Linked DNA regions of Homo sapiens: all the other regions are linked to region 2. A link is a loop called in an ENCODE intact Hi-C map of the cell type or tissue named here. Cell type or tissue: MCF 10A. All regions are shown on one strand. Region 1 has its middle 31 kb from the start of PTCSC3. Region 2 holds the start of LINC00609 (long intergenic non-protein coding RNA 609). Region 3 has its middle 120 kb from the start of LINC00609. Region 4 has its middle 110 kb from the start of LINC00609.

The links. A loop is a pair of places that touch in the nucleus more often than their neighbours do. Peaks named below come from ENCODE experiments on the same cell type or tissue, not always from the same donor. Only the 100,000 strongest peaks of a DNase experiment are listed, where the experiment ranks them.
Region 1: it touches region 2 in a loop (15-fold over the local background); 6 of 110 quality-filtered maps call a loop at or near these places.
Region 3: it touches region 2 in a loop (9-fold over the local background); 12 of 110 quality-filtered maps call a loop at or near these places.
Region 4: it touches region 2 in a loop (16-fold over the local background); 12 of 110 quality-filtered maps call a loop at or near these places.

What each region holds. Positions count from the first base shown.
Region 1 is chr14:36,206,634-36,209,133 of GRCh38, forward strand. No RefSeq gene overlaps it. Among named protein-coding and RNA genes, the nearest start is that of PTCSC3, 31 kb to the left of the region's middle. In MCF 10A, a CTCF peak has its summit at 1,113 (motif pointing right); no DNase peak of the experiment used is centred here.
Region 2 is chr14:36,069,157-36,071,656 of GRCh38, forward strand. It overlaps LINC00609 (long intergenic non-protein coding RNA 609), which reads left to right and starts at 1,271. Exons shown (of 3, transcript NR_073454.1): 1 at 1,271-1,529. In MCF 10A, CTCF peaks have their summits at 517 (motif pointing left) and 1,480 (motif pointing right); DNase peaks (open chromatin) are centred at 135, 515 and 1,475.
Region 3 is chr14:35,954,010-35,956,509 of GRCh38, forward strand. No RefSeq gene overlaps it. Among named protein-coding and RNA genes, the nearest start is that of LINC00609, 120 kb to the right of the region's middle. In MCF 10A, no CTCF peak of the experiment used is centred here; no DNase peak of the experiment used is centred here.
Region 4 is chr14:35,962,430-35,964,929 of GRCh38, forward strand. No RefSeq gene overlaps it. Among named protein-coding and RNA genes, the nearest start is that of LINC00609, 110 kb to the right of the region's middle. In MCF 10A, a CTCF peak has its summit at 964 (motif pointing right); no DNase peak of the experiment used is centred here.

The DNA.
Region 1 (2,500 bases), 140 kb after region 2:
TAAATACTGATTCAATACTATTATCTGATAGCCCATATTTAAATTGTGCCAGTTGTCCCAATATTTTCCATATCAATTTTTCCCCTGCTCCAAGACTCGTTCCAAGATTACACATTGCATTTAATAGTTGTCATGCCTGTTTAGTGTCCTTTGTCCTGCACAACTTTGAGATTTTTGAAAATTACAGGGCAATTTTTTTGTAGAAAGTCTATTAATTTGAGTTTGCCTGATGTTTCCTCATAAGATTCCAGTTATACCTTTTTATCAGGAATATGACACTAATTGAGATCACATTCTTCTCAGTGCATCACATCAAAAGGCACATAGGTCATGATGTTAAAAAAAGTTAATGTAAATTTTATGGGGGAAACATTTTCCATTCTCGCTGGATTTGAGCTCCGTCAACAAGACCATAAACAAATGGAAATTACCCAGGTATTGGAATTCTCTAGATTAAGTAAACTGACTGCCTGTATATTTTAGTTTCTATCTAAATAATTTTTATTTTGTGTTAGAAAGACTTTAAATAATAATTCCTGCACTCAACTCAAGAAACCTTAGTAAATTTGAAAAGTGTTTGAAAAGTATGATGAAGAGAATTCACATCCCATGTGATAACATGATGGATTTTTTTCTGTAAGAAAGAAATCCTAAAGGATCATCTTGTTAACATTATGCCAGGCAGGATTATGAAGGCTAAAGAGAAAAATGGGGTCAAATAATAGAACAATAACAAAAACACAGCTCTCCTGATCTTTACTTCAATACTTTTTTCACTACATTGTTGCTCCCATGAATCACTATCTGGAAGCAAATCTGGCTTTTTTAAAAAAAATAAAGAAGGCAGTTAGTCAATGACTATATGCCTTATGCCTAGTGTTCCATTATTGGAACGCTGAGCATGTGGGAGTTATTTATATCCTACTGCTCAAGGTCATCACCAAGGTCTGATTGGAAAAATTCAAAAAATTGCAACCTCAGGCATAAATTGCTTAACATGTTTCATAGCACCCTCAGAATAGCACCATGGACCAGTTGCAGTGATGATGTCCCAGTAAAAATAAAAATAACCACCTTGGATTCATTGGGCCACTTTGGGACACTGTAGTGTTACTGCAGAGCAGTAGATGGCACTGTTAATATACATTGATTTTAGTATAAAATCTGGAAAAGGGAAGTAGTATTCCAGAGATTTACTATGTGGTTGTTCCAACTAAAGTAGTGATACTTCACTTATTTGGTGAAATCCTATCAAGTCTGTAGTTGTTATGATACTTATTTTCAACTCCCCTAACCTAACTGTGGAGTTAGGTTATGATACTTATTTTCATCTCCCCTAACTGTGGAGGTTTTGCTTTTTGGCTTCTCCCCGCTCCTCACATACAAATAATGCAACTTACACATTTGGCTCCAAGAATTTAGTACTTCATTTGGTACTAGTAAGTCATTTATTATTTACCTTACAATTAATATTAGAGACCTGGGAGGATACAGGGTCTAATAATTTTATGTATTTCTTAGCTAAAGAAATATTCTTGGGAACATTTCATACTTTTGACCTGTTTGTATGTTTATATAGAAAGTTTTAATGCACCAAGTTTTTCTGATATTTGATTTAGTTGCTGAAAATAAGTCGATGGTTATTTTACTTTTCATTTAGATAAAAGTCATGAAGATCTGTTTCATATTTCATGACATCACTGTTTATTTGGAATGAGTGGGCAAGATATTTTATAACTCACGTATAAGAAACCTAAAAAGAAATCTGGAAATAACAACAACTCCATACTCCTTAATGAATTCAGGCCTTGATTATTTGCATTGAATGCAAACCTTTACTGGCTGATCACATCTTTTAAACACCTCACTTAAATTATGCAGATAAAAATTACATTCTGCCCCTTTATTTAAAAAAACCTTGAAGAAATGATTAAAACTATGTTTAACCAAATGCTTCAGATGAGAAAAATCATAAATAATGAAATGATATTTAAATTTGCTTTTTTAAAAAATAAAATCATTTAGTTTTCCATCTCAGGGTGAGAGAAGTTACACCTTCTAGAACCATGACATCATATGAAATGTTGACATCTATTATCAACCTAATTAACTATTTGCTGTTCAAATTGTGGTGAAAGTACATTGAGACTTCTTTTGTACTCTTATCGCTTGTTTAATACCAAATTGCCTGGCATCTGTGTATCAAGGCTTTGATCTAATACTCTATCAGTTGTTGGCTTAGGCACAAGAGACTGCAGAGTACACAAAGCTGTCACTGCAGACTCCAGGGAAAAAGAGGCTGTTGATATACAGTCCTGATTAGCCAAGTCAGTCAATATTTGCATGACGCAATGATAATGCCTTCTTTATGTTAGATTGTTATTTCACTGAAGCAAGTAGGAAACTTCCTTTTCAAGAGCTCAATATATTTTTCAGAAATTCTTTTTCCCTCTCAGGTACATATATGGCATTTTCTTTCATCTCTCTCCATTTCCTCTCC
Region 2 (2,500 bases):
TGGGATAGGCACAGTGTGTGGTTCATTGAATTTAGCTAAATTGTGAGTCATCCATCAATAGTCCTCTTGGTGAACATACTTGTAATAATTTCACACATTACAAACAAAAATAGGTATGATTTTCAAGATTCTTGAAGCTGTTTCCCTTGGGGATTCTTTGGATTGTGTTTAGAGTTTTTTGTGTTGCTAGGTGGTGAGAAACTTGTCAGCTTTGTTTTCAGATGGATCCAAGGCTTGTGTCTCTGTCACGTGATAAAAGAACTTTGGTTTGGGAGGCTCAGGGGCAGAGTATGAAGCTGAGCGTCATGAAGTGGGGGGAAACAGGAATTAGCGATTAATATTTGTCCTTGTCAGATCATTGACTTTTAAGATTGATTTTGGCATCTGAAAAATGTTTGGCTCCACTCTCAGGACAGAGTCAGAGCAGTAAGAATATGCACCTGTGTCCCCCACCCCCTTTTTTCTGATAGGAGAGAGCTGAGCAGGGTGGTTATGTGTCTGTGCACTACTGCCCTCTGTTGGATGGCACTAGAATTTCTCTGTATCCACACCCCAGCTGAATGAGCGCTCCTGGTTGGCTGGCAGGTGACCCAGGCAAATATGTCATTATTGGACTAAGACCAATTAAAAAAAAATAGTTGGCCTGTATAAACTAAGAGAGACCTCTCTCTGGTGGAGAAATAAGAGTGTAGACTTTCTGACCTGTAGGGTTCTTCTATTCTGGTGGCTGCCGGGCAAGAGGCTGGCATCTGCTGCTGAATGACAGGACAGACTTTGTGATTAAACTGCTAGATCTTTGGCTTTTCAGGAAGTGAAAATAATCACAAGATAAAGTATCCTTACTTGCATTTTTCCCCTTTCATAAGTGCAATAGGGCATAAAAGGGCTTTGGCTTTTGGCTACAATCAGAGGTGAAAGTTTTTATATGGATATAAGAAGAGAAGTTAAAGCTCTTTGCAAACTATGGCTAAAGTGCCATGTCAGTAAGACGTATACAGTGACCCAGGACACTGGCTGGGAAGTTTTCTTTGTTTTGGCAGATTCCTCTGCCCTCCTTCACCTTCTCCAAGGTAGCGAGAGTAAGTGTCCAGGCATGAGCCTTGGGGATACTGTCCTGCCACTACTGGCTGAGTAACTTGGGAAAGTTGTCTGACTCTTGGGCCACATTTTTTCTTTTGTGTAAAATGAGGCATTTGAAATAGATGCTATCTCAGAGTCGCTTCATTTCTGAGATGCAATAAATTATCTTTTCTTCCTAGATGATAATGTAAGCACAAAGAACAAAACTATTTAAAGACCACACACATACCCTCTCAAACAAATCACCTCCCTTTGGGAAAGCAACATGTTCACTGTGATAATTCAGCATCAGGACCTGAGGTGGTGGGAACAGCTTTGGCTGGTTTGCTGCTCTCCAAGGAGCTCCTGTGCCGGCCGCATTGGACAAGCATCTCTGCCCTGCGGCGCAGAGTCTCCAGGACCAGCAGATGGCGGACTTGCACAGTCCACACATTTTCCAGGTTCTCAAGGTAAATGGTACTGATTAACATCCAGAAATAACACCCACTGATGTTTGAACAAATTGCAGCGTTTTCCAGGCCACTAAAACCATGGCACTTTGTGAGCTGGAACATTTGCTAATATTTAAAATGGTTAGAAAGATTGTTAATCTATAATACTTTCGAGTGTTAACAGCCTCTTTCACCCACGCATCAGAAACCCTTAATAAATTGGCCTTCTTTTTTTTCAGGTGGGGAAATTAGGGCAGAGGGTCAATTGGCTAAGATCACAGCAGAACTAGTCCAAATAATTCAGACTATACACCTTGGTGATCTTTTAGAATTGTCGTTCCTCTTGCCCTTCCTTTCTTTAATGCCCACTTCTCTTGGTTGTGGAGGGGAATGTGTGTGTTGACTGGGGATATGGAAGAGGAATTGACGTCTTCTGCACTTTGGGGCATTGCCACCTGCCATGGTCATCAAAGCTCCTGATCGCCACAACCTGTATTCAGAATACCTGTGATAATAAGAACTGGCATTTATTGATTACTTACTTTGAGCCAGGCATTGTTCTAAGCATTTCTCACACACTAATCATTTAATCCTTCCAGCAGCCCATAAAGGAGGCAGAGAGAGTAAGTAACTTACCTAGAATAACAGATCTTTGTATTTTTCTAGGCTCTAAAAGCAGCAATGACTTCAATCTATTTTTTAGTGGTAATCACTCTTTCACCCCAGATATTTTCCAGCTAACAGATCATTGACTGATTTTTAATATTTAAATTGAGAAATTTATTGGAGCTTTGGTGATAATCATGTAAGTAAGCCCTGGTTATAGTAGCTTGTAATGCTATTATTAGTGTTCAAGATTTCCTTTCACAACCTTGTGCTTAGAAGGAATGATTCACTAGAAATGGAAATAAGATGTAAATGAAATGGGGAAGCTTGGCAATTTAATCACTCAAGTAATACATATTTTCAAAGTGCTCACTTAATCCACT
Region 3 (2,500 bases), 120 kb before region 2:
ACCCTGTCTTTACAAAAAACTACAAAAATGAGCCAGGTAGGGAGGCGCCTGTAGTCCCAGCTACTCAGGAGGCTGAGGCAGGAGAATCGCTTGAGCCTGGGAGGTGAATGTTTCAGTGAGCTGAGATCGCATTACTGCACTCCAGCCTGGGCAACAAGCCAAACCCTGACTCAAATAAAATAAAATAAAATTTAAGTTTATAAAATCTTAAATAGCTTTGGGTGAAGTATGATTAATAAAGAAGGAAATTATGGAGAGAGAAAAAAGAATTTTTTTCCCTTGATTGTGTAATTTGGATTTTCTTTCCAAATAAATAGCTGCTTCCACTAGCCAGGTGGAAGCATCTACGTCTGTGACCACAATGAGGCGCTAGGAAGGTGGTGCACGCAGAGTGTGCCTTGCCCTCAGCATCTCTTCATTTAGCTGCTCCTGAGTTGTATCCTTCATAATAAACTGGTAAGAGTAAGTACAAAATAAAAATTAGCCAGTTGTTTCTCTTACTAACATGACATGAAAATATTTAATTTTCTTAGCGAATTGATGGCAAAATTCCATTTCTGAGGAGTGAAAGATCAAAGATTAACTTTATTATTTAAAAAATAACTTTTTCTAAGTATAAAATTAATTCATTTTCATTATGAAAAATTAGGGGAAAATGAATGTGACATTACATTAAAAATCACAAATAATTTATAAGACCTTCTTGCTTCATAATTAATCTAGCTTGAGGAAAATAGTAGGAAAAACTTACTAGAATTAGAAGGCGAGGAATAGTGAGGGAGAAACCTTCTTTTATATGCCTGCAAAAGAGAAAGAAAAAAAAAATTCTTAGGGCTAGTTAGTGGCTTTGGGGCACCTGTCTCTTTCCCTCTTGGGCCTAGAACTGCTGACCTGGAATATGATTCCCCATAAGACTTTAACATATGTGAGCGAGAGGATTGTGTGGAGACACCTTGGAGCTGAAGTCTTAAAAGGAAGCTCCTGTATGAGAGCTGCCCAGCACCAGCTGCTGGCTTGGTGACCAGATACAGTGAGGCACCAGGAGGGCCCCTGTGCAGGGTCAGATAGACGATGTGGGTCCCTGAGAATTCCCTCCATGAAAATCATTCGTCTTTAAACGAGATCAGAACAAGTTCTTGGGGCCTACTCTTTAGTTGGGAGTTCCCCAGTGTTATCATTCTGGAATATTTAAAAAATCATGGCTGGGCACTGTGGCTCACGCCTGTAATCTCAACTTTGGGAGGCCAAGGCGGGCAGAGCACGAGGTCAAGAGCTCAAAACCATGCTGACCAACATGGTGAAACCCCGTCTCTACTAAAAATATAAAAACTAGCCCGGCGTGGTGGCATGCACCTGTAGTCCCAGCTACTTGGGAGGCTGAGGCAGGAGGATCGCTTGAACCCAGGAGGCGGAGGTTGCAGTGAGCCAAGATCACGCCACTGCACTCCAGCCTGGGTGACAGAGTGAGACTCCATCTAAATAATAATAATAATAATAATAATAATAATCCATGTGGGTTGAGTTCATGTGTGTGTGTGTATGTACACTGTATGCTTTGGACTTTATCTTCCAGTAAAATTATAACTTTGAAAAGTTAGCTGAGGTGATAAGATATGCTATACTTTTTTTTGTATGCTATTTTTCATTTGGGAGTGGAGAAATGGTTTTCAAGGAGCTGAAGAACTAAAGTAGTATATTTTATATATTACTTCTGTATATTTTGACTTGTAGTGAGTAGCCAAGCAAAATCTTGGGCCCTCTGAGAAGGCTGAGGTTGTCATGCAAATGACCTTGCTCTGCAGACTCTCACCAGCAATTAAGGATTAGGAATCTGGGAGGCTTCAGTACTGGTTCGTCTTGATGTAAAGTTTGGATGATAGTGGGACTCTAATTTTGGGCTATTCTTCCATGTGAATGTGTGGGAATCATGTATATTTGTGAATAATTCAGAAACTCAGGGGTCTTAAAGTGAATTTTAAAATTATAAAAATCCTAACTTTTCAGTTCCTTTTATGTGTCTTCCCAGAAATATCTGTTTAGAAGGAAAACTTGGGAGCTGGTCCATCATCTTTTTTCTTTCATTTGCCGTGATTAGGGGAAGAGGGGCTACAGAATTGGTTTGGTCATCACCTCTTCATAATTTAGTTGTGATTCAAGATGTTCTCTTATGAGAAGTAGCAATATGCGGCCATAATGTGACATCTGTTTTGCACAATCAAAACATTCCTTTGCTGAGCTCAAATGCCCTTTTAGTGCTTCTGGGATAAGCCCCGAGAAAATGCTTTATCTGCTTCTGTACATCCATGAGGAAATAAACGGCTTTAAGAAAGCTTCTCAACTGGAGGTGTAACTCTAAGAAAAATTGGAACAAACGCTCACTTCATCTCTCACCCAAAATGTCTTCTGCAAACTTATTCAAAGAGCCTCAGAACCAGAAAGAGAAGGAGGCATATCTACACAATGTATCTGGAGATTGGAAGCTGGAGGCAGGATTGAATTG
Region 4 (2,500 bases), 110 kb before region 2:
TAATTATTTTTTTAAACTGCAAATTAAAAAAAATTAAATCACAGAAAAGTTGAAAGAATAATACATTGAACATTGTATACCCTTTACAACTACATCCATCAATTATTAACATTTCACTACCTCTGCTTTATTTTGCTCCCTATTTATTTATTTACTTATTTAGAGACAGGGTCTCACTCTGTCACCCAGGCTAGAGTGCAGTAGCGCAATCTTGGCTCGTTGAAACCTGCGCTGCCCCTGGGCTCAAGCAATCCTACCACCTCAGCCTTCTGAGTAGCTGGGACCACAGATGTGCACCACCACTCCCGGCTAATTTTTGTATTTTTAGTAGAGATGGGCTTTTACCATGTTGTCCAGGCTGATCTTGAACTCTTGAGCTCAAACGATCCACCTGCTTCGGCCTCCCAAAGTGCTGGGATTATAGGTGTGAGCAACTGTGCCTGGTCCCCATTTATTTATATATGTATATATGTATCCTTTTTCTGTTATTATTGAACCACTTGAAGTTGCAGACATTGTGATACTTCACCCAGTGATACTTTGGTTTGCGCTATCTAAGTGTAAAGACAATTTTCTATATACCCATTACACTGTTCATACCGAAGACAATTAATGTGAATTCAGTTTTGTCATCTAACATGCAGCCCATTAAAAATTTCCCCAGTTATACCCAATATATCTATTTAGGTGCTTTTGTTGACCCAAGATCCTATGAAAGTTGGTTAATTCTGTGGTTGTAATGTTTAGAAACTTTTAGTCTAGAAGGGGTCTACGACTTCTTTTATTTATGATATTGACTCTGTTTTAATGATCTAGGCCAGTTGCCTTGCAAAAATGTCTCCTCTTTGGGGATTTGTCTGATTGTTTTCTCACAGTTAGGCTCAGGTTAAACATTCTTTGCAAGACTATTGGATAGGTCATGTGTATTTCTTATTGGATCCACCAGGAGGCACACACCAGGCTGTCCTACTGTTGATGATGCTAAGTTTGATTGCTTGGTTAGGAAGGTAATGTCATGCCTAATTTCCCTATTGTAAAGTTAACCTATGTGGTCATATTTTAAAACCATAATCTTTGACCTAGTGGTTTTGGTATCCACTGATCATTTTTACATTGGTGGTTGAAAAATGGTGATTTTCTAACTCTATCATTTCCTCAATATTTTTTAGTTGGTGTATTAGTCTGCTTGGGCTGCCAAACGAAACACCACAATCTGGGTGGCGTAAATGGAAATTTATTTTCTCATAGTTCTGGAGGCTAGAAAGTCAAGATCAATGTGCTGCCAGGGTTGGTTTCTGGCGTGGCCTCTCTTCCTGGTTTATAGATGCCACCTTCTCACTTTGTCCTCACAGGATCTCTTCTCTGTGTATATGCATGGGGGGGAAGAGGGAGAGAGGGAGAGAGGGGGGAGAGAAGGGGGTAGAGAGAGAGAGAGAGAGAGAGAGAGAAAGCATGAGAGAGCCCTTTGGTGTGTTCTTCTTATAAGATACCAGTTCTGTTGAATTAGGGCCCAATCCTTAGGGCCTCGTTTAACCTTAATTACCTCCCTAAAGATCCTCTTTCCAAATACAGTCACATTGGGGGTTAAAGCTTTAACCTACAAATGTTGGTGGGGATGTAATTCAGCCCATAACAGTTGGTATTCTTCTGTAAAGCGGAGCTTTCTTTTATTTTTCCCTTACCTCCTCCTCCTTCTCTTTTCTCCCCATCTCTGCCGCCCTGTTTTCTTCTAAGTATTGCTATGGACTCATGCATTTATTTTTTATTTAATGTGATAATCTATCTCTGTCATTATTCATTTTAATGATCAAATTGTCCAAGATATGGACAGTGGGAGCTCCTTCAAATTAGTTCTTGTGTCCTTTTGACATGCCTCTATTAGTATGTAAGCACTTTCTTGCTTTCTTGAACAACAAGATATTCCAGGTTGCCTTGTATTTTCCCTATTCCAACCATTTTTGGAATCAGCCATTTCTCCAAGTAACCCTGGTTCCTTTTAGTGGGAAACGGTATTTAGAAACACAATCTGTGTGTTTGTTGTTACTAGTTATGATTACCCTCTAAACCAGTTATTTTTAATAAAGTTCTCTATATTATACCTATAGAACCTGTGCCAACGAAGGCTTTATTGAATTAGAGACTAACTCTTCAAGAGTACAATCAGGCATTTAATAAGCATTTGGAAAGCCTTTGATTGGCTTGGGACATAACATGCACTTAGTATATTGACAAAAGAAAGAAAGAATGAATGAATGGCCTTGGGTCATGGGTTTTTCTTGATCTGCTGGGAGGGTCTTCTAACTCCAGTGAATTCGCGCAGGCTGTGGTGAGTGGAGGAGATTGGGATCAATCCTAATGTATTATCTACATTTTCAGCATGTATCACTCTCTCCCATTATTGAGAAAAGTCCAGATTCCCATCTCCTGAGCCTCTATAAGCTCTTACGGCTGTTTTTCCAGGAAATGAATCTGTGGTGCCTCCAACTCTTCGTTTGTGTTT